2 separate regions of the Homo sapiens genome follow, and region 2 is linked to region 1. The links are chromatin loops, found by intact Hi-C in ENCODE. Cell type or tissue: heart left ventricle. All regions are shown on one strand. Links, peaks and the distances in the headings refer to the core of each region. The heading gives the core; the rest is flanking DNA. Region 1 overlaps LOC105372112 (a long non-coding RNA gene). Region 2 overlaps LIPG (lipase G, endothelial type).

Region 1 (11,415 bases), core at 1,569-9,568:
AAGGGAAGCTTTCACACATTAAAAAAGAAGGTCTGGGAAACACAACAGAGGAGCGAGAACTTGAAATGTGGCTCTACCCTCTCTCACAGCCGTGGCTCAAAGGCAGCCCCCGGGGGTTGCCCCGTCTTGCGGTCACTCTAGGCTTCGTGAGGGCACAGCACAGTGTGGGATGCAGGAGAAGGGCGGGCTGGCAGTGACCACATTTTTGTTTATAAGGAGAGATGGGAAAATTGCCCAGAAGTGGAGAGGTTCTTCCTTTTCCTTAGTAATTTGCAAAGAGAAACTCTGAGCCTTTTCGAGAGTGAGATGTTATCAGAAGGGAGGCGTCAGCGGACAATTGAGCATTGTTCTTTATCGGTGATTTCTCCGTCTGACTCACCTCCTCCCACATTCTCAGTCAACAGTAGTTGTCACCCTGTCAAAGTTGTGGCACCCCAGGACCACCTCTCAGTGCCATTTGCACTCTGATCTCAGTGGCTTCTATTTGTATTGACCTGATGCTCATCTAGGAACCATGATGTGGCATTTTCTTGTTTGATTCTCATCTTAACGGGAGGGAACATCAGAAAGGTGAAAGTGATGATGAGACCTAGCTCCGAGATGGAACCCTTGATTTACCCAGGATTCTGCAATTCTATTTTAAAAGAATACCAAAAGTTGCCTCACCTATATGAAATGTCATGTGTCAGGAAAGAGTGTTTCACAAAAGTTAGGCTACATGCGAAAATTCCAGCATTTTCTGTGCTTAGAACCCAGGTCAGGAAACACTGGTCAGGAGCTCTTCCTGCCCGGCCAGTGTCAGGAAGAGTCTCGGGGTTTGGTTCCATTTCCAGCTCCTTGCTGGCAGGGCCAGGTCTGATTTGCTGCTGTCCCCAATGCCAGGTACAGGCAGGTGTCTTCACAAGCATGCGACCTGTGCCGTGGTGGGCCGCACAAGCAGAAAACCCTGTGCTTGGTTTAATGCTCTGCTGTCACCAGCTTGGAATCCTGAATAATTTTATCTGTAAAATTTTTTTTTACTGTGGTAAAATGTATATAACATAAAATTTACCATTTTAATCATGTTTAAGTGTACAGTTCAGTGGCACCGAGGGACATTCACAATGTTCCACAGCCATCACTGCCATGCATCTCCAGAACTTTTTCATCACCCCAAACAGAAATGCTGTACTTATCAACCAAAAACTCCCCCATCCCCCCTTTCCCCGACCCCTGGTAACTTCTATTTTACCTCTATCTCTGCAACTTTGACTACTCTAGGAGCCTCATATAAGCAGAATCGTACAGTATTAGCCTTTGTGTCTGGCTCATTTCACTTAGCATAATGTCCTTAAGGTTCATCCATGGTGGTGCATGAATCAGAATTTATCATTCTTTTTTGTTTTTTGTTTGTTTGTTTTTTTGAGACGGAGTCTCGCTCTGTAGCCCAAGCTGGAGTGCAGTGGCACGACCTCAGCTCACTGCAAGCTCCGCCTCCCAGGTTCATGCCATTCTCCTGCCTCAGCCTCCTGAGTAGCTGGAACTACAGGCACCCACCACCAAGCCCGGCTAATTTTTTGTGTTTTTAGTAAAGACAGGGTTTCGGGTTTCGCTGTGCTAGCCAGGATGGTCTCAATCTCCTGACCTCGTGGTCCTCCCGCCTCGGCCTCCCAAAGTGCTGGGATTACAGGCGTGAGCCACCGCACCCAGCCTTATTCTTTTTTAATGCTGAATAGCATTCCATCATATGGATAGACTACAGTTAATCTATCCATTCATCTGTCAATAGACATTCAGGTTCCTTCCACCTTGTGGCTATTGTGAATAATGCTGCTATAAACATTGGTGTACAAGTTGCTATTTTTAATTATTTAAAAAAGATTATTTTAAAAATTAGTAGATAAAAACCATTAAAACCCAAGGCTGATGGGAAGAAAATGGCAAAAAAAAAAAAAAAAAAAAAAAAAAAAGGATATTGAATGGTAACATACAGGGAATATCTGTTTCTTCCTTATTCATTTATGTCAACCTTTTCATCCATAACCAGTTATCAGATACCTCATAGATTTAATAATAGCTTTAGGGGTGGAAGGAGAGGAATAAACACCCACTGAATATACCTAGTAAGAACATTTAAAAATAATTAAAGAACATTTAAAAATAATTTGAAAATATTTAAAAAGTATATCTTGGAGCAGGGGTAAGAGGGTTCATTCTACCTTCTCACTTAGCCCACCTTTCCTGGCTCAGTCTCCATCCCCAGGGGTTGGGAATTTGTGACCTGGTACAAGTTCCTGGGGGCCTGACGGGCTGAGTGCCCCCAGGAAGTTTCCAAGGGCCCTGGAAGGTTTATAGGCAAGACACCTTGGGGTCATTTCCTCCCCTCTACCATCTGGCCCCATTTGCTGTACTGAAGTGAATTCCAGTAAGATTAACACCCTTGATAAGGGAAGAGAGATGAAGAGGGAAGAGCTCTTTGACTTGGTCCTGGGAAATACACTTCTGTCTCTTGCCACCCTGGAGGGCCAGCAATAGCTGAGCTGCCAGGGAGTGGGGGTCGGGCTGTAAAGTGAGACTTCCTTCAGTCCCCCACCTCCACTTCCTTATATTAGGAATTTTAACAAAAGGAGGAACATGAAACCAGATAGTAATAATCTATCAGCCTTTCATGTTGTCCTGGGAAATCTGCTTGAGAAGCCACACACAGAGGGTGAGTCACAGGGGTCCAGCCTTGCATTGGCTGGGAGGATCTCCTGATCCCTTGGAAGAAAGCTAGTCCTGCTCCTATTGGAGGGGAGCAGACCCAAAGGCCGCAGCGATTGCCTGGCTCGGTGACGCTGGAACGCATTTCTACCACCGGGGCCTCCCAGCTTCTGCTCAGCTCCTGGCAGGCAGTGTGTGTGGCTTCTCGAAACTGTCTGTGAAGTTTGGAAGAAAGTCCTGACTAGGTTAGGAAAATAAGAAAGACAGTCCATGGCACAGCCAACAAAATCTGTGTATGAGTGTCTGCCCCGTAAAGACAGGCCACGAAGTCTGCACCTGGTTCAAATTATCCGACGCATCCCTCCCAGGGGTGGCAATTCTGATGTGACTGAAAAAGTGTGAAGGCTTCTTAATCCTGCAGAAAAATCACACTTTCCATAGTAACAGCTCATTCCTGGTTTGGATCTTAAGACTTGGGCCTGGCAGGCAGGTCAGTGCTCTGAAATCCTAGAAGGGAAGATTTACCAACTCTCCCATGGTAACTGTCTGGAAACTGACTGGCCACAGTGAGCATGGGCTCCTATCTTCTGGGTCAGGCCTCAGCCAACTCTTTTGCTCCCCTCCATCTCTGTGGGCCACCTCTCTCTGTTTCCCATGGACACGTCTTTTCCATTTTCTGGAAGCATATTTGAGAAAAAGAATCAAGAAATTATCGCTTTTTTTTTTTTTTGAGATGGAGTCTCACTCTTTTTGCCCAGGCTGGAGTGCAGTGGCGCAATCTCAGCTCACTGCAACCTCTGCCTCCGAGGTTCAAGCAATTCTCCTGCCTCAGCCTCCCGAGTAGCTAGGATTATAAGCAAGTACTACCATGCCCGGCTATTTTTTTGTATTTTTTAGTAGAGACAGGGTTTCACCATGTTGGCCAGCAGGCTGGTCTCAAACTCCTGACTTCAAGTGATCCTCCTGCCTGGGCCTCCCAAAGTGCTGGGATTACAGGTGTGAGCCACCAAGCCCAGCCGAGAAGTTTTCTCTAGCTCTGCGTGCAATGCATTCTGGGCAATATAGATCTGTTATAAGGACTTGGTGAAAGGGGGTCGGGTAGGGAGACACAATGTCCTAAAATGTAGGAGCTGGAACAATAAGAGCTGGCATTTAAAAAAAAAAAGTTTTCATAAACACCAGCCTTGGTGCCTCATTTCATTTACTCCTTACCACAAATGACTGGAGGTAGTTTCCTGATTTTATAGGTGAAGGCCGGTTAAGTAACTTGTCCCTGTCCACTTGTGTTGTAAGTGGCAGCACTGACATTCGACTCAACCCCATCTCAGCCCAGGGCCCATGTTCTATCACTAAGCTACCCACAAAAGGACTTTGGAGAGCACCTTGCTTAGAGCTCTCATTTATCCAATGCAGTGGAGGCTCCGGGGTCCCAAGGGACTCCCTCAAAGTCATGTAATTAGCTAATGAAAAAGTTGGGATGAGAAGCCAGATGCCCTGTCTCCTGCGCCAGGGTAACATGGTTGAAAGAGCTTGTGACTGTGCCCTTAGAGTCGGGGTGACCTCAGGCAAGCTGATGATCACTGAGCTGCCAAGTCGCCATCCGTAGAACCAGCATGGAAGAGACCTACCTCGTAGTTTGCAGTGAGGGTTAGATGCAAGAGTCGACGCAAAGCTCCCAGTGTTGAACCTGGTGCTTGTTGGAGATTTAACACAGTTACTATTATTTACTCTGGCAATGGTACCATCCTATTTCACTCACACAGTTTCTCCTTGTTTGCTAAGATAATAACTAAGTCTGTTTCCTCGGCTGGACAGGGGCGGAACTGGGCACAGGGCAGGCCCCTGCCGACCCTTACAGATCAGCAGAAAGAACCTCTTACTTGGCCCATGGTTTGGAGTAATAATCAAAATCCGTGCTTGGGATCCAAGAACTGGGCTGAGCCCTGGGCTGGAGCCGACCTACCATGAGGGAGATGACAATACAGTGACCAATGTCCCAGTTTACACAGGACTGAGGGGTTTCCCGGGACGTGGGCCTTTCGGTCCTCAAACCAGAACATTTCTGGAAATGGCTGGCCACATGACAGCAGCAAGTCGGGGCCAGGGTGAATACCCTTGGGCCTCGGTAGTGCGAGGAGTGGCTTCCAGAAGAGAGTTTGGGGCATCCCAGTGGCAGTGTCTGGGGCCACCCTGGAGAGTTATTTCCTGGTAAAGGTGAAGGGCTTTGGAGCAATGAAGGAATTCCTGGGAAAAGAAGCCCATGGGCCTTAAACTCCTGTGGGGCAGGGAAGCCAGGCCGCTCTTGGGCCCCTAGAGCACTGAGTTCTGATATTGAGGGTCCCAGGATTGGGGTGCTGCAGAGACTTGGGTGAACAATGTCATGAAGAGGGGGAGGCCAAATGGCCTCCACTGGGCCTTTGGTGGCAACATTCTCCTCTCAGCATAGATTCTGGGAAAGGTGAGGCTTTCTGGCGCCCCCTAGGGCCCAAAGGCTGGAGCAAGCCCGATGGGGAAAAGGCACTGCAGTTGCTCTGGGCCTTGGATGAGACTTCCTCTCATGGGCCTCCATTCCCCTATCTGTGAGACGCCTAAATTACTCAGGGACACATCTAGCTGAGACAGTGGGTGAGGCAAAGCAAAGACATTGATACTACTTTCTCTCTTTTTTTCTTTTTCTTCTTTTTTTTTTGAGATGGAGTCTTGCTTTGTCACCCAGGCTGGAGTGCAGTGGCTTGATCTCGGCTCACTGCAACCTCTGCCTCCTGGGTTGAAGCAATTCTCCTGCCTTAGCCTCCAGAGTAGCTGGGACTACAGGTGTGTGCCACCACACCTGGCTAATTTTTAGATGAGGTTTCACCGTGTTAGCCAGGATGGTCTCTATCTCCTGAGCTTGTGATCCACCTGCCTTGGCCTCCCAAAGTGCTGGGATTATAGGCATGAACCAACACACCCAGCTCACTTTCTCTTTAAACTCCGTAAGAACTGCCCCATTTCATTAAAAAAAAAAAAAAAAAAAAAAAAAAAGCCAGGTACAGTGGCTCATTCCCATAATCCTAGCTCCTAGCACTTTGGGAGGCCAGGGTGGGCAGATCACCTGAGGTCGGGAGTTCAAGACCATCCTGGCCAACATGGCGAAGCCCCGTCTCTACTAAAAATACAAAACTTAGCCAGGCATGGTGGTGCGTGTCTGTAATCCCAGCTACTTGGGAGGCTGAGGCAGGAGAATGGCTTGAATCTGGGAGGCAGAGATTGCAGTGAGCTGAGATCGTGCCACGGCCCTCCAGCCTGGATGACAGAGTGAAACTCCATCTCAAGAAAAAAAAGGGAGCAAATGGCTCATGATCATGGCCCAAGATCATGAAATCTTTGTCAGTCTGTGCAATTCAGGAACGCAGGGCAGAAAATAGTCTTGATCTGTCCTCTCTCGCCCTCAATGAGCACAATTTCCAGCTGCTTCCCTAGTGGTTTGGCAAAATAGAGCAGTCAGAAGTTTAGGAGTCCAGCTTTCAGTCTTGGCTGTGCCTGTTCCTGTTCCCAAGTGTCCTTTTCACATGTCTGAGCCTATGTCCCCATCTGTGAAGGGTGGGGGCGTGGGGCATTCCTATTTTGATTCTGTCAGAGGGTGTTGCAAGAAGCAAATATGAAAGGGCTTTGAAAAAGATAAAGTTCCACTCATACTTAAAGGATTATTGTTTACTTAATTCCTTGAAAGAAAATCACAGTGGGAACTTCCTCAGGCCCTGGAGGGTTGAGTTTTCTGGGGATAATTTCAATTTATCTGATGGGGGTTCTACACATGCCTGGCTGGTGGGGGACCCACATCTGGGAGACATACTCGCTCAGCTGCATCTCACTGTTATGTGAACGGGCCAAGTGTGGCCTCAGTGGCTTGGCCTAACATGTTCCTGTCTTGTTCATTTATTCACAGCAGGCTAGGACCATTAGCCCAAAGCCAGCCAGTGCTAAACTCAAATTCTTACATATCCAATTGCTTGGAATATCATCCAAATAAACATACAGATGGTCCCTGACTTACAATGGTTCAGTTAAAAATGTTTCAGCTCTACAATGGTGTAAAAGCACTGTGCATTCGGTACGCTCTCTGACCTTCCATGGGGTTAGACATTTTCAGCTTATGATGGGCTTGTCAGGAGGCAGCCCCATCGTAAGTTGGGGAGCATCTGTATTTCTGGCCATTTAGAGCCTACCTATTTTGCATATTCCAACATCTGCTGACCATGGATAAGACAAACCCTGTGGCTGTGAAGGACTCCACATCGCTGCTGCCCTTCAGAGCTCTTGGACCCAGGGACTCCCCACCTTGTGGAGGGACATCACCCGGACAACTCCCCTTTCTTCCCCAGGAGCTCCCCAACCCTAGCCCTACTCCCCTTCTGGGTGGTGGTCTTGCCTGCCAGCTGCAGAAGGCCCCTTGCCGGGAGGGACACACCGTCTCCTTCCACACTGTCCAAGTGCCACCGAATATAGCTTGTTGCATGTTGCTGCCTCCCATGGTCTGGTGTCTTCCTGGATCAAACCTGACATTCTCAAACTTATTGCACTCCCTCTGTCTGCTCCTTAGTCAAAAAAATCTCAGACAATTTTCCAGTGGCTCAGTGTAGGTGCTGTGTAAATAAAGCCTCCTTCACCTGGAAATTCTCCTGCGTGAGGCTGTGCTCCTCAGGGCCCGAGGCCTTTGGGATGGGCAGTGACTCCTGGAATCCAGAGGGACAGAAACCCAAATGCAAATGCCCAGGCTCCAGGCTCAGGTGACATCTGTGGTCAGACACCTGCGGCTGGAGGTGGGAATGGCCAGAGGAGCTGCTGGGGCAAAGGTAGGAACTAGGGCAGACAGGCCTTCAGGGTGCTGTTGCTGGAAGGGTGGAGCTTGGCAAGTAATCTTTCCAAGAGAGATCACTGGAGAGGGTCCCACAGAGATAAGGAGATCGAAGTCTGGGAAGCTGTGTGAAGTGACTTGCCCTGTTCACATGCTAATTACGGGCAGAGCTGGGGTGCCTGATAATGACTCTTGAACCACAGTCCCCTGCTTAAACTTGCAGGGGGCCCATTTGTACCAGAGAGTGAGTCACATGATTTGCCATGAGCACAGTACTTGCAGACTGGCCATCATCTTTATCTTACAGCTGTAAAATCAGAATATCCCATTCCCCTGGCTGCTGTGATTGGTTCCGGGTGGAAAGTATTTCAGCAGAGCTGGTGATAATCAATGCCACTTTTCCTGTACTTACTGAGAGTAAGGCACATGGTCTTTCTAGCTATGCACAAACCTGGACAGTGAGGGCCTGGACCTGCCATGCAACTCTTGCCCCACATAGAGACAGAGAATAAAGACAGCCCAGAGAATAAACACAGGAGACACAGACTGAATCCTGGTAATATTGTTTGAGCTCACAGATCAAGCTTCACCTGAAGTTCTCCCGGGACTTTTTAGTCATGAGAAATTCTTTTCATATAACGAATTTGAGTCAGATTTTCTCTCTTTGTAGCTTTGGCACTGGGGTGCCAAATCGGCCATCCCCCGGTAGTTATTTTCCACTCCTATTCTTCAGCCATGGTTCTTTTGATCGTCATGGTCATCTAATGCATCTCTTGCCAGATCCCAAAGTTCAGCCTAGTTGAATAAATATTTATTGAATTTCTACTGTATACCAAGCCCTGTGTTATGTTGTGCGAGAGAAAGATTATTAGGACATAGTTCCTGCTTTCAAGGAATTTACAGACTCAGAACATGTTATTAAGTGAACCATAAGACACAGTGATATGTGTACTTATGCAAGTCCATGCAAGGCCCAGAAACATACCTAGGAAGAAGGAATTCAGTCTGGGGAGGTGAGGGAGCTATGAAGGGGAGGGGACACTGGAGCAGGCTTCTGAATGATGAGAGTGAGGCTGGAGGCAAGACACTACTGAGCAATGACTGCTTTCCCCCAGCCTTTGTTGACCTTGCTTAGGTGACTGGCTGTTTGGCTTCCTTCGCCACAGGCTAGTTCTTGCCTGTGCACAGTGGCTCCTGTAGAGAAGCTTGAATCAGTTCCTCAGGGGATGAGCTCAGGGCCATTTGGCCATATAGGCCACCCTGGGTTTTTTAACTTGGAGAAGAGCTGAGTATTCTAAAATGCATATTTTTGGGCTTTGGCATTTGTGTTTATATACCTAAGGATTTCTATATGGAGAATAAGAAAGTATTACGTCTACTTTGTCGGGCTCAGAAAACTGAGATAGGACCAGATATGGGGAGACTTCATTAGACCCTTGATATGACCCTGGCTGAGCTGCTCAGCCTCCCTCCTGCATTCCTGCCCACCCAGCCCTGCAGCCCCTGATGCCTGGGCATTACTAAACTGTTTGCTATTCTTGGAACACATTAACCCTCTCCTCCTCCATGTCTCTGCAATGCTGCTCTCTCTCCCAGGAAGGCCTCCATTTTTTCTTTTTCCTTTTTTTTTTTTAAACAGGATCTTGCTCTGTTGCCTAGGTTGGAGTGCAGTAGTGTTATGATGGCTCACCACAGCCTCGACCTCCCAGGCTCAGGTGATCCTCCTCCCACCTCAGCCTCCCAAGTATCTGGGACTACAGGTGCACACCACCATGCCCAGCTAATTTTTTGTATGTTTTTGTAGAGATGGGGTTTCACCATGTTGCTCAGGCTGGTCTCAAACACCTGAGCTCAAGCGATCCACCCACCTCAGCCTCCCAAAGTGCTGGCATCACAGGCATGAGCCACCACACCCTGCCAGGCCTCCTCCTTGTCACCGTCACCGTGACTTCTTGTTCTCACACTTCACATAGAGGGCTACTTCTTCTGGAACCTTTTGCTCCTTCCTGGGAGACCTATGTATTCCTCCTCTTATGTTCTCACAATCCTTCATACAGTCTGTGGAGGAAAGGGGGAAGAGGGGACCTAATGACAAGAAAGTGTAAAATTGAGAAAATAGGAGGCTCTGCAGGGCCAAGCCCAGGGACACTCTGTCAGACCGAATAGTCCATTCCCCTCCCATCAGTCAACAGTGCTCAGCACTTTGCCCATTGAGGGTTCTGTTTAGAATGACATCATTTGTCCCTAGAGATGCTATCAAGGCCCTTCTGGAAGGGCCTAGCCCAAGTGGACAACCCCTGCTCAACCACCCAAACCACTCATAAGCTACCTGCTACCCCAACATCACAGTCATTATTTGATTGTGTTGTTATTGGCGGCACAGATGTCTCCTCTCTGAATTGTAAGTTCCTTGGGGCTAACTTATAGCTTATAGAGTTATTCAGCAGGCATTCAATAAATAGATGTTGAATGAGTCAGTGAGTTAGTGTGGAGAAGGAATACATTAACCCTTCCCATGGATGGAGAATGGTGATCAAAGAAGAAATTAATAATAACCAAAAACCTGGGCTCTTATCAATGTAACTATGGGCAGGTGCTCTGACCTTTGGAAGCCTTTTCTTTCTGAGGATGAGGATGGTGGGCCCTTGAGCTCAGGCTGCAAAATGTTGACCCTAAGAGCACCGACCTTTCTTACAATGGCAGGTTTTTCCAAGTGCAATCTGCTGCCTCCAGAAATGCTCTCTTAGACTGGTAACTTCCTGTTGGAACCCTGCATGGGGTGGAGAACCAGGTTCCCCTCCCCGCATCCCCTTTGTAACGCAAAGGTTTTTCTTGTCGACTTGCCCACAGTCTCACCACTGGTTAAGATGGAGTTGAACATCCCAACAAGTTCTCTTTCTACAAGACCATGTTGCCCCATCACAATACCTGAAAATCTGCAACCATTTGAAATATGCCAAGAGTACTCCACAGACTCCACTTTGCAGTCACCAGCCAAAATGCCAAGCATAGCTAGAGGAGATAAAGGGATGTCAATCAATCTTGTTGAAGATGTAAAACCAGGAAAGGGACTGGAGGCACTTCATGACACCCATTTTGGGTCAGAAGAAGAAGTGAGAGAGAAACTGGGAAATGGAAATAAAGGAAAGGGAGAGTTTGAAAGAGCTTATTATTAGAAACCAGACGGGTGAACTCTGGGGTCAGTTTCCTTCCCAGTAGCTTTTCTTGAGCCCTTCCCAGTGACAAGGTGTGGTTTTTGGCGAGGAGGCTTTCTTGGCTGTGGCACGAAAAGAAGGGATGCTGGGCTAGCAGTTTTCTGGGTCTTGGGGTTTCAAAGTCGAGAGGGCAGAAGGTTATCCTTTTGAGCTTGTGGTCGTGCACAGCTGACATCTGATGAATTGAAGCATCCAAGAGGCTTACCCTTCACCCCATGGTTGAGCCCAGAGCTATTCTCAAGAATGAGAGGAACCAGAGAAGACTTCAGTGTCAGCTGTCCAGGCCAAAGAGTTAGGAGTTTAGTTTTCTTGGTTCTGTCACTCCAAGACATTCTGGCTACAGCAACATTGTTGAAGGTGTGTCTCTGAGGTTACATATTAGAGCATCATGTGGAAAATTTAAACATATTTCTTTAAGATTTCATGAAGCAGACACTGATAATTGGCTACCCCTAAAGGCTCTCTCAACCCCAATCTCCCTTGCCATTTCTCACCATCAATGCAAGAATTGTTAAATATTTACTCCCATAGTCTTCCTCGCAGATAGGAACATGAGTCTTCCATGCAGATAGCCACATGATCCTGTTCTAACCATGAGATAGAAGCAGAAGTTGAAAGTTTTTAGAAACCTTATGCTTTCATGATGAATGAAACTGAGAGGACCAACTTGGGATTTTTCCT
Region 2 (11,415 bases), core at 1,913-9,912, 130 kb before region 1:
CATTCCCTCAAAAACAATAGGAGTCCAAGTAATAAATGAACACTAGGAAGTCATAGCATCATATGTAACATGTTTAGCATCCTCCCTCCTGACATGGATGCTGTTCACATGTTCACTGATAAGGAGCCTGAGATTCAGAGAGGTTCAGTGGTGTGTTCACATAGCTGAGACTAGAATCCAGGTCTCCTAACTCTCAGTCTTGCCCCCTTTCTGCCAATACAGTGTCTCTCTTGTATTTCTAGATCAAGGCAAAGAGGACACTTTGATAGTTCTCCCCACACTTGTGTGTCCATGATTGTGTGTGTGTGTGTGTGTGTGTGTGTGTGTGTGTATGTTGTGGGTGGATAATATGTAAATGCAAGAACTGTGATGTACTCAACTCAGGGTCCAGAGGGTGCTGCAGTGTGGTGTTTCTCAAAGTGCATCTATGGCTTGTCAGGTTAGGGAGAGAAGGCAGCACTCGGGACCTTGTCCATTTATTCTGAAAGGAATACATGTAAAATAGTCCCATAGGGGTGTCAGAAAGCTTGGCCTTAAGGTCAAAAGAGCACACCCTGAATACAGGTTTGCGCGTTTGCTGGTGTGTGAGCTAACAAATGCCACTCTCACACGGTTTCTTTCAGTCCCACTGTGGAGCTTCCCTGAGGGTGCCCGGGCAAGTCTTGCCAGCAAGGCAGCAAGACTTCCTGCTATCCAAGCCCATGGAGGAAAGTTACTGCTGAGGACCCACCCAATGGAAGGATTCTTCTCAGCCTTGACCCTGGAGCACTGGGAACAACTGGTCTCCTGTGATGGCTGGGACTCCTCGCGGGAGGGGACTGCGCTGCTATAGCTCTTGCTGCCTCTCTTGAATAGCTCTAACTCCAAACCTCTGTCCACACCTCCAGAGCACCAAGTCCAGATTTGTGTGTAAGCAGCTGGGTGCCTGGGGCCTCTCGTGCACACTGGATTGGTTTCTCAGTTGCTGGGCGAGCCTGTACTCTGCCTGACGAGGAACGCTGGCTCCGAAGAGGCCCTGTGTAGAAGGCTGTCAGCTGCTCAGCCTGCTTTGAGCCTCAGTGAGAAGTCCTTCCGACAGGAGCTGACTCATGTCAGGATGGCAGGCCTGGTATCTTGCTCGGGCCCTAGCTGTTGGGGTTCTCATGGGTTGCACTGACCATACTGCTTACGTCTTAGCCATTCCGTCCTGCTCCCCAGCTCACTCTCTGAAGCACACATCATTGGCTTTCCTATTTTTCTGTTCATTTTTTAATTGAGCAAATGTCTATTGAACACTTAAAATTAATTAGAATGTGGTAATGGACATATTACTGAGCCTCTCCATTTGGAACCCAGTGGAGTTGGGATTTCTAGACCCTCTTTCTGTTTGGATGGTGTATGTGTATATGCATGGGGAAAGGCACCTGGGGCCTGGGGGAGGCTATAGGATATAAGCATTAGGGACCCTGAGGCTTTAAGTGGTTTCTATTTCTTCTTAGTTATTATGTGCCACCTTCTTAGTTATTATGTGCCACCTCCCCTATGAGTGACGTGTTTGATCACTAGCAGAATAGCAAGCAGAGTATCATTCATGCTGGGGCCAGAATGATGGCCGGTTGCCAGATATAACTGCTTTGGAGCAAATCTCTTCTGTTTAGAGAGATAGAAGTTATGACATATGTAATACACATCTGTGTACACAGAAACCGGCACCTGCCAGACAGAGCTGGTTCTAAGATTTAATACAGTGCTTTTTTTCCTCTTTGAAATATTTTACTTTAATACCAGTGCCTTTTCTTGTTGAACTTCTTGGAAAAGCCACCAATTCTAGATCTTGATTTGAATTAATACACACAATATCTGAGACACTTACACTTTTCAAAAGATTTGTGTATGCATTGCCTAATTAGAGTAGGGGGAGAAGGGCAACTATTATTATCCCTATTTTACAAAACTGAGGCTTAGTGAGGTTCAGCCACATGCCTAGACTTATATACTAGTTAGTGGTGCAGCCAGGGAGAGGACTCAGATTTCCTGGAGGCAAAGTCTATCTCTGAAACTCCATGAAGACTTTTGCAGCCAGTTCCCACCAATATGCCCCAGACGTGAGACAAACAAGGACTTTTTTTTTTATATAGAGCCATCCATAAAATCCTAAGCCCTTTTATTAATGTATAACCAGGAGAACATCTGTGCCAACGGTTGGACTTTTTATGGCTGAGATTCGGGAGGAAGTGTGACACCAAGCAGGAGAGGAAGAATGATTTTCTTTGTACTTAGGTTTTCTAAGGACATTGTTTTAATCTGTATCGTGCCAAAGTTGTATCACTGTTAAACTTCTGAAGACATAACCAGTTGAGTCTTATTTCAAGATATGTTCTCAAGCCAATTGTGTGCTTCTCTTGTTTCTGTGATTGCTTTCTAGCCAAAGCGAAGCTTGTACAGGTTGAGTATCCCTTATCCAAAATGCTTGGAACCAGAAGTGTTTCAAATTTTAGATTATTTTCAGATTTTGGAATGTTTGCATATACATAATGAGATATTTTGGGAATAGGACCCGAGCCTAAACACAAAATTCATTGATGTGTCAGTTACACCTTATCCACATAGCCTGAGGGTAATTTTATACGATATTTTAAATAGTTGTGTACATGAAGCATGGTTTGTGGTAACTTATGTGAGGGGTTTTCCCATTTTTTGTCTTGTTGGTGCTCAAAAAGTTTTGGATTTTGGAGCATTTCGGATTTTGGATTTTTGGATTAGGGTTGCTCAACCCATATTATTGGCTGTACATCCTGGTCACTTCTGACTTCTGTTTTTACTAATGGAAGCTTTGCAAATTGAATTCTCAGTGAGTTGTATATTTATACACCTGGCTTGAAGCCTTAATTGTATATAATGATGCTTTTTAAAAAATGCTATTTGGAAGACTATTTATTTCTCGTGTATATAATGTATATAAAAAAATATGGTTAGTGTTTACCTAAGGTTAACCAATTTCAAGATTAAAATTTTTAAATAGTAAAATAATAAAAAATTATAAAGTTCTTAATGGTCTGACAACTCAATTTTTTTTTTTTTTTTTTTTTTTTTTGAGACAGAGCCTCTCTCTGTCACCCAGGCTGGAGTGCAGTGGCAATCTTGGCTCACTACAACCTCTGCCTCCTGGGCTCAGGTGGTCCTCCCACCTCAGCCTTCTGAGTAGCTGGGATTACAGAGATGCGTCACCATGTCTGGCTAATTTTTGTATTTTTAGTAGAGATGGGGTTTCGCCATGTTGGCCAGGCTGGTCAGGCTGGGTTCGAACTCCTGGCCTCAAGTGATCCGCCTGCCTCAGCCTCTGAAAGTTCTGAGATTATAGGTGTGAGCCACCGTGCCTGGCCAATTCTTAAAGTTTGAAAGAATATAGCTGCCCCAACCTAGAGTCTGACAAAAAGTTACTCTAATATAAGGCATATTCTTTATTTGACACTCATCGTTAGCAGAAGTGGACAGCAATTCACTAAAGAACCAGAACAAGAACATCATTTCACTGAAGACGAGAAGAAAAATTATTTCAATTGTAGCAGCTTGAAGGCCTGAAGGTGGATGTTAGGAAGAACAGGGAGCATGGCTGGACACTGGGGAGCATTAGTGAGATTATTAGGTTTGGTTGAATTGGAACTAGATATCAGTGACTTAGACCAGAGGGAAGCTGATTTCTCTATTGGTTAAAGTCCCAGCTGGTAGTAAGGTTCTATTCTACAGGCCAAGAGGGCTGCAGGTTCTTAGTTTTTCACTGTGCCATTCATGGGGTATTCCTCGCATCCCCACAGCCCAGGGGTCCCCTACCAGCCAATGGAAAGCCAGAAAAGGGAAGGGATGAACAGTCTCCTCTTAAAGACATGACTGAGAAGTTGCTTACATTCTATTGGCCAGAAATAAATCCATGGTCACATGACAGGCTGGGAAATACAGTCTTTATTTAGGGTGCCCATGGGCCCTGCTGAAGATCCAATTACTATTTATTTAAAATTGACATATAATAATTGTACATATTTGTGGGGAAAATAGTGATGTTTCGATACATACAAGGTATAGTGATCATGTTGGAATAATTAGCATACCCATCCTTTCAAACATGTATCATTTCTTTGTGTTGGGAACATTCAATATCCTCCTTCTAGTTACTTGAAACCATATTTTATTAACTCTAGTTTTACCCTTCAGTGGTATAGGACACTAGAATTTATTCCTCCTGTCTAGCTGTAATCTTGTTTGTTTCGTTTGGTGTTTTTTGTTTTTTTGTTTTTTTTTGAGATGGAGTCTTGCTCTGTAGCCCAGGCTGGAGTGCAGGGGCATGATCTTGGCCCACTGCAACCTCCGCCTCCTGGGTTCAAGTGATTCTCCTGCCTCAGCCTCCCAAGTAGCTGGGATTACAGGCATGCACCACCACACCCAGCTAATTTTTGTATTTTTAGTAGAGACAAGGTTTCACCATGTTGGCCAGGCTGGTCTTGAACTCCTGACCTCAAGTGATCCACCTACCTCAGCCTTCCAAACTGTCGGGATTACCGGTGTGAGCCACCGGGCCCAGCCACTAGCTGTAATTTTGTATCTTTTAACAATTCCGTCCCTATTTCCCCTTTCCCCCTACCAATTACTATTTATTAAAAGGGAAATTGGATCTTGCCATCCGTTTATCAGGAATTAGTTTTTTCTCTGCTAAAGCCAGCGAGATAGACCAGAGTACCCTTTAAATGATTAAATCCTGTAGTCAATTTTTAGTAATCTTAAATTGATCTATGACTATGAAGTATAATGCATTACATCAGTTTGACTTTATTTCTGGTCTTAAGTGTGAAAACATTTCTAAATGACAAGGAAGCTCTTTATAAAGGGCTTTAGTGATGGTGGAAACTCCACTGTCCATCTCTACCAGGACATTCTGAAACCAGGCTTGATAATGGCTGTAGGGAGTTGGGTTAGACAATAAGAGATAAGTTCTTAACTTGGTTCAGATGTCAGAGGAAAGCAGAAAATGGTGTCTCTGGCATAGTAAAGAAAATTGTTGAAATTTCCCAAAGGAAGAGTCATAGCCTGGATGACTGCAAGTGCCTTCTTTGGCTTGGGGGTTCAGTTACTAGTTAGAGTCAGGGGAACTTCCACAGGACTTCCTTTGACTCTCCAAACAAGCTGAAGCCCCAGACCCCTTGGAAGGATGGATACAAAGTAGGTACTAGAACAGTCTTTGTCATCAAATATGGTATTTCTCAGGTGTCACCTCTGTGTTCAGAGCTACCCTGAGCCCTCTGCCATGTAAGCTCTCTGATGGCACAGATTTTTATCTGGCTTGTTTTCTGCCGTTATCTTAGAAGCTAGAATAGTGTCTGGAACATCATGGGTATTCAATGAATATTTAAATAAATAGATGAAATTAGATATAAGAAACTAGGTGCTTAAACAGGCAGGAGGTAATCTGGGAAAAGAGCAGTTAGTTTGGAATCAGAATTCTTGGTGTGTCATCCAGCATTATGTGAGTTTTAGGCTAAATACAGCCTTTCTGAGTCTCTATCTGCTCATTTAAGAAACAGAGACAATACTGCTCAGGGTTGTTGTGAATGTTAAAGGTACATGGTAAAAAAGAAAGTATTTGTGTTTTGTAAACATTTGAATTGATAAGAGGACAGTGTGAGACAAAAATAAAATCCTGGGTGGGCACGGTGGCTCACCCCTGTAATCTCAGCACTTTGGGAGGCTGAGATGGGAGGATCACGAGGTCAGGAGTGCGAGACCAGCCTGGCCAATATGGTGAAACCACGTCTCTGCTAAAAATACAAAAATTAGCTGGGCGTGGTGGCACGTGCCTGTAGTCCCAGCTACGCCGGAGGCTGAGGCAGAAGAATCGCTCGAACCTGGGAGATGGAGTTTGCAGTGAGCTGAGATCACGCCACTGCACTCCAGCCTAGGCAACTGAGTGAGACTCCATCTCAAAATAAAATAAAATAGAATAGAATAAAATAAAATCCTTTCCACATATATGCGGAAATTTTATGTATGATAAAAGGGGCCTATTAGTCTTTGGGAAAGGAATGGATGGATGATGAGAAAGTAGGCTCATTTGACAAAGAGAAACAAAATTAGATTCCTATTTTAACACGCAACAAAGATGAATTCCAAAATACCTATTGGGTACTATGCTTATTACCTGAGTGACGAAATAATCTGTACAGCAAACTCCTGTGACACACCATTTAACTACATAACAAACCTGCATACGTACCCCTGAAACTAAAGTAGAAGTTAAAACCATCAACCCCCCCAAAACAAAAATGAATTCCATCTGAATAAAAGGTATAAATGTGAAAGTCATCATGCTAATAGATATTATGAAATATAAATTCAAAACCTGTATAAAAACTGAAAAAATGTAAAACGTCACAATTAGAATAAGAAAATTTAAATAGAACAATGAATATTAAATAAACTAAAATGCTAATAAAATGTACTCCTTAGGGCCAGGTGCGGTGGCTCACACCTGTAATCCCAGCACTTTGGGAGGCCGAGGTGGGTGGATCACCTGAGGTCAGGAGTTTGAGACCAGCCTGGCCAATGTGGTGAAACCCTGTCTCTACTAAAAATACAAAAAGTTAGCCAGGTGTGATGGTGGGCACCTGTAATCCCAGCTACTTGGGAGGCTGAGGTAGGAAAATCACTTGAACCCAGAAGGCAGAAGTTGCAGTGAGCCTAGATCACGGCACTACACTCCAGCCTGGGCAACAAGAGCAAATCTCTATCTCAAAAAAAAAAAAAAAAAAAAAAAGGCCACAGAAATGTCCATCCAGCAGGTGGACAATTACCCTTTTGTCAGCCGTTCCTCTGTTGCTGACCATTAGATCCACATTTCTTTTCTGTCCGCCCTGGTCCCCTGGTGCCCCCTTTCCTGGCCCCTGTGACATATTGTCATGTAGCTCCAAGTATTTCCCCCCCTCATATCCCTCAAGTGCTCCATTTTCCAAATGCATTTGACTTCCTACTCTCTTAGCCCCAGCTCTCTGGTATTCTGTGTAGCTGACTTCCACAAGGGATCTGTTGGGAGCTTGTAACTGAACTGAAGTCATGCACATTGTCAATGGCTAGTAGACCTTTACCTGGTCCAGAGTTGTCTGCATTGTTTAAAGAAGACGTTTGTTAATCCAAATTAATCTTTGATTTGCATGGAGGCAGTAGGTCAAATCAAAAGGAAATTTTCCTCTCCCTAGCAAGCAAACTCAGAAACAAACAAACAAACGAAAACCAAGAAACAAAAGGAAAGGTTCCTGTTGGGATAGAGAAACAGTGGAGCAGGGCAGCCACCTTACACATAGGCTAGATCTGCTTGGGAATCTTTCTTCTAATCGAGGCCCCTAAAATATTCCTGATTTTCACAGTTGATTTCATTTCTTCCCTCCTGAACTTACAGAGCCTTTCAGTAAACACCAGTATTTGTCCCTCCCCGTGTATGCCCAGTGGTTTCCATGGCAGCAACGGTTGCCATAGAGAGGTGAAGAGAGGTGTCGGTGCCCTCTTTTGTAACTGTGGGTTATCTATAGATTGGGGGTGGCCTCTCCTAAAAAAGACTAATATGTAAATAAAAGGAATAAGAATCAAACAAATATAAATCAGGGCTCAAGTCATTTGTTTTCCTAAACCTTTGTGGTTATCCATACCATTTAACCTTGACTTTCCTTAAATCATACCGGTGCGTGTGTGTGTGCAGAGGGAAAGGGCTGCAAGAAGACTCTGGAAGCTAGGACAGGTCTCAGCAGGTGAGGGCTCAGGCCCAGAGGCCAGCTGGGGCAGCAGGGAGCAGAGTTATCTGGGCCATTTGCTAATTATCTCAGCCCAGACGAGTCTGCACGCTATGTGGTTTAATACCTTCACCAGAGGCAAATGGTTTTGGACTCACAAGAATTGCTCATGGCCAGAGGCAATGGACAGATGCCATATGAGAAAGGGCTGAGGCCAGGAACAGAGGCAGGGTTATCTCACTGGAATGGAGAAGCTAAAATGACATTATCTTTACTTCTGCCCTGGTTATTATCCCAAGGCAACTTCAGTGGGCTTGTTTTGAAGTCAAAGCCTCAACTATTTATTGTGAGGGAGATAATTCATTTTCATTTTCCTGCCAGAGATGTCAGTCTTACTATTCATCCTGTATCCTCTATTAGATACACAGAGCTTCTTCCTTCTGCTTAGGCTGCCCCAAATTCCATATAGGATTCTTTTTGAAGAATATATATCATCCAAAAAGAGGTCCTAGGAAATGTGGCTTCACAACCCTGGGGTTTGTTTCCCTGGCTGCTGTCTCTCTCTCTCTCTTTTTTAATTTTTTTTGGAGACACGGTATCACTGTGTGGCCCAGGCTGGAGTGTGGTGGCGCCATCACTGCTCACTGCAGCCTCGACCTCCTGGGCTCAAGCAGTCCTCCCACTTCAGCCTCCCAAATAGCTGGGACTACAGGTGTACTCCACTATGCCTGGCTACATTTTGAATTTTTTGTAGAGATGGGGTTTTGCCATGTTGCTCAGGTTGGTCTCAAACTCCTGGGCTCAAGCAATCCACCCAACTTGGCCTCCCAAAGTGCTGGGATTAGAGGCATGAGCCATCAGGCCTGGCCATGCTGCCTCTCTCTCCTTCAAGGTAGACTTCCTCTTTCCTTCCCCTTCTCCCTGCTTCTTTCTCCTTCTCCTCTCCTTCTCCTCTTCTCCTTCTTCTTCTCACAGCTTTTTATTGACTTATAACAGGCACACAATAAACTGCACACAGGTAAATCATATAATTTGACATTTTGGTACAGGAAATCATCATGAAACTGAAAGCATTACCACATCGAGATTGTGAACATACCACCACCAGAAGTTTTCTTGTGCCCCTTTGTAATTCTTCCCACTGCCCTCTCCCCAGGTTGTCCCTGATCTGCTTTTTGTCCTTGTAGATTAGTTGCATTTTCTAGAATTTTGTATAAGTGGAGTGTATCTACAGTATGTTCTCTTTTGTGTCTGCCTTCTTGTACTCAGCATAATTATTTTGAGATTCATCCACGTCTTTGCATGGATCAGTCATCTGTTCCATTTTATTGCTAAGCAGTATTCCACTGTATAGATAAATAACATTTTGTTTATCCGTTTACTTGTTGATGAACTTTAAGTTGTTTCCAGTTTTGAGTTATTAGAGTAATGCTACTATGAACATTTGCATATGAATCCTTGTATGGACATGAACTTTCATTTCTTTTGGGAGTAGGATAGCTGGATCATATGGAATGTATATGTTTAACTTTTAAATAAACTGCCAAACTGTTTTCCAAAGTGGTTGTACCATATTACATTGCCACCAACAATGTATGAGAATTCCAGTTGTCCTATATTCTCTCCAACATTTGATATCGTCGGTCTTTTCAATTTTAGTCATGCTAACAGATATATCATGGTACCTCATTGTGTTTTAACTTGCATTTACCTAATGACTAATGATGCTGAGCATATTTTAATGTATTTATTTGCCATTGACATATTTTCTTTGGTGAAGTATCAGTTCAAATCTTTTGTCCATTTTGAGGGAGGTTGTTTGCTTTCTTATTGAGTGTTGGACATTCTTTATGTAATGGATATAAGTTCTGGACTTAAGTTCTTTATCAGACATATGCTTTGGAAATGCTTTCTCCCCGTTCGTTATTTGTCATTTCATTCTCACATTAGTGTCTTTTAAAGAGTGGAAGTTTTACATTTTGATGAAATATAATTTATCCATTTGTCCTTTTAGAGATTTTGCTTTTAGTATCATCTGTAAGAAGTTCACAAAGACAAACACCTGGTTGGTGGGGAGGGGCTAGGGGAGGTGGGTCACACTAACCAGGTGTTTGTCCTGAGAACTCACCCCAATAAACTTCTGCATGCAATCTCCATCTCAGACAGTGTTCCTGGGGAATCCAACCTGACAGATGATTATTTCCTAATCAGTTTGCAAATAATGCAAGGACTTAAAAGATTGTAACTATCAATCTTCAGGCAGCCCGGGAGGCTCAGGTATGAGAGATGGGAAAAACAGAGAAGCAGTTTGTCAGTGGCCCCAGATGGTGTAGAGTCCAAGTCACTTGCCTTAGTCCAAGGGGCTTTCCCTCTCACACCTCACATCACTGAGGGAATCCAGCTGACAGTGGGAGGGGGAGAAAGTACCTGGCAGGCTTCCGCCTTCTCAGTGTGGCAGGGACCTGGATGACACAATGAGGAGAGAGCGGGAAAGAAGGAGACTTTTTGTATAGGGCCAAGGGAAGCTGAACAGAGGCTCACCCACTGGGAATAGGGGATCACAGCATTGGAGGGGAGCCCTGATGAGGAAGGTAGACAAGACGACTTTGTAGCTTTTCTTAATTCCTGTTCAATGGGGGCAGAGGTGGGAGATGAGAAGTCAGAGGAAATTGTACCAGAGGTACGATCAAATTGAACGTTATGGTATTCAAACATTTTTATTCACCTGTGGATGTTGATGAAACCAAGTGAACAGAACCAAGGGGTGGGCGAACAAGATCTAACAGATGTGTTTCCTAATTACTCCTTTGCCACAGACATTAACCAACATTGCGTCTTCCATCTTGACATAAATCTTGTCCTATTCTGTCCCAAGGGTATGTGCCCCCCCCTTTTTAAGTTAGAATAGTGCCTTCAAAAAAGACTTGGGCTGGCCAAGCGTGGTGGCTCATGACTACCCTCCCAGCTACTTGGGAGGCTGAGGCAGAAGGATAGCATGAGCCCAGCAGTTCAAGACCAGCCTGAGCAACATAGCAAGACCCTGTCTCTAAAAAAGTTTTAAAACAAGCAGTCTTGGGCTTCCTCATGTCAGTGAGCTTCACTTTATAGAGCAGAGATACTTATATATATTTTTTGTAAATTTAATTGTAAAATAATGATGAATACATTAATTGTATTATAAAGTCCTTTCACCTATGTTCCCTCATTTCACCTTTACAATAATCTATGTGGTAGGTATTTGTCCTTGGCAGAGGAGAATGCTGAGTTCAAGGAGGTAAGTGGCAGGTACTAGGCATCTTAGTGAAAAAACTTGGATTAAAACTTGGGTTCATGGATACTAAAGCCTGAGCTGTATCCTTCCCTTACAAGCACTGCAAGAATTTGCCTTTCTGATGACTCCTCTAGTGAGTCTCTCTCTCCTCTCAGGTAGAAATATGATTAGACAAGGTAGGTCAGATGAGTCCTTTATGGCCAGCTCTTACACAGACAGGCATGGGGAGATTCGAGTAGTATATGATATCTTTAGGTTTCATGCCTGGCTTTGGGGGAAAGGGGTTCTGGTTTCTATGACCTGCCTTGGGGAAGAAATTTGGATATTCATCTGTTATGAGGTGGGGACCGCCTGCTTTCTTTGGGAAAGCATCCATTTCAACACTTTCTCATAAGA

Evidence for each region. Hi-C counts contacts between places; a loop is a spot of excess contacts. Peaks named below come from ENCODE experiments on the same cell type or tissue, not always from the same donor. Only the 100,000 strongest peaks of a DNase experiment are listed, where the experiment ranks them.
Region 2: a loop joins it to region 1, with 2.0 times the contacts of the local background. A loop is called at or near these places in 5 of 110 quality-filtered maps.

The regions. Positions count from the first base shown.
Region 1 is chr18:49,723,597-49,735,011 of GRCh38, forward strand. All of the region lies in intron 3 of LOC105372112 (a long non-coding RNA gene), which reads left to right. Among named protein-coding and RNA genes, the nearest start is that of ACAA2, 84 kb to the right of the region's middle. RefSeq lists enhancers at 1-933, 2,189-2,934, 2,935-3,678. In heart left ventricle, for the core only: a CTCF peak has its summit at 5,154 (motif pointing left); DNase peaks (open chromatin) are centred at 2,805, 5,155 and 6,262.
Region 2 is chr18:49,589,878-49,601,292 of GRCh38, forward strand. It overlaps LIPG (lipase G, endothelial type), which reads left to right. Exons shown (of 10, transcript NM_006033.4): 10 at 624-9,308. The coding sequence ends at 645. Among named protein-coding and RNA genes, the nearest start is that of LIPG, 34 kb to the left of the region's middle. In heart left ventricle, for the core only: no CTCF peak of the experiment used is centred there; no DNase peak of the experiment used is centred there; H3K27me3 peaks cover 1,036 bases.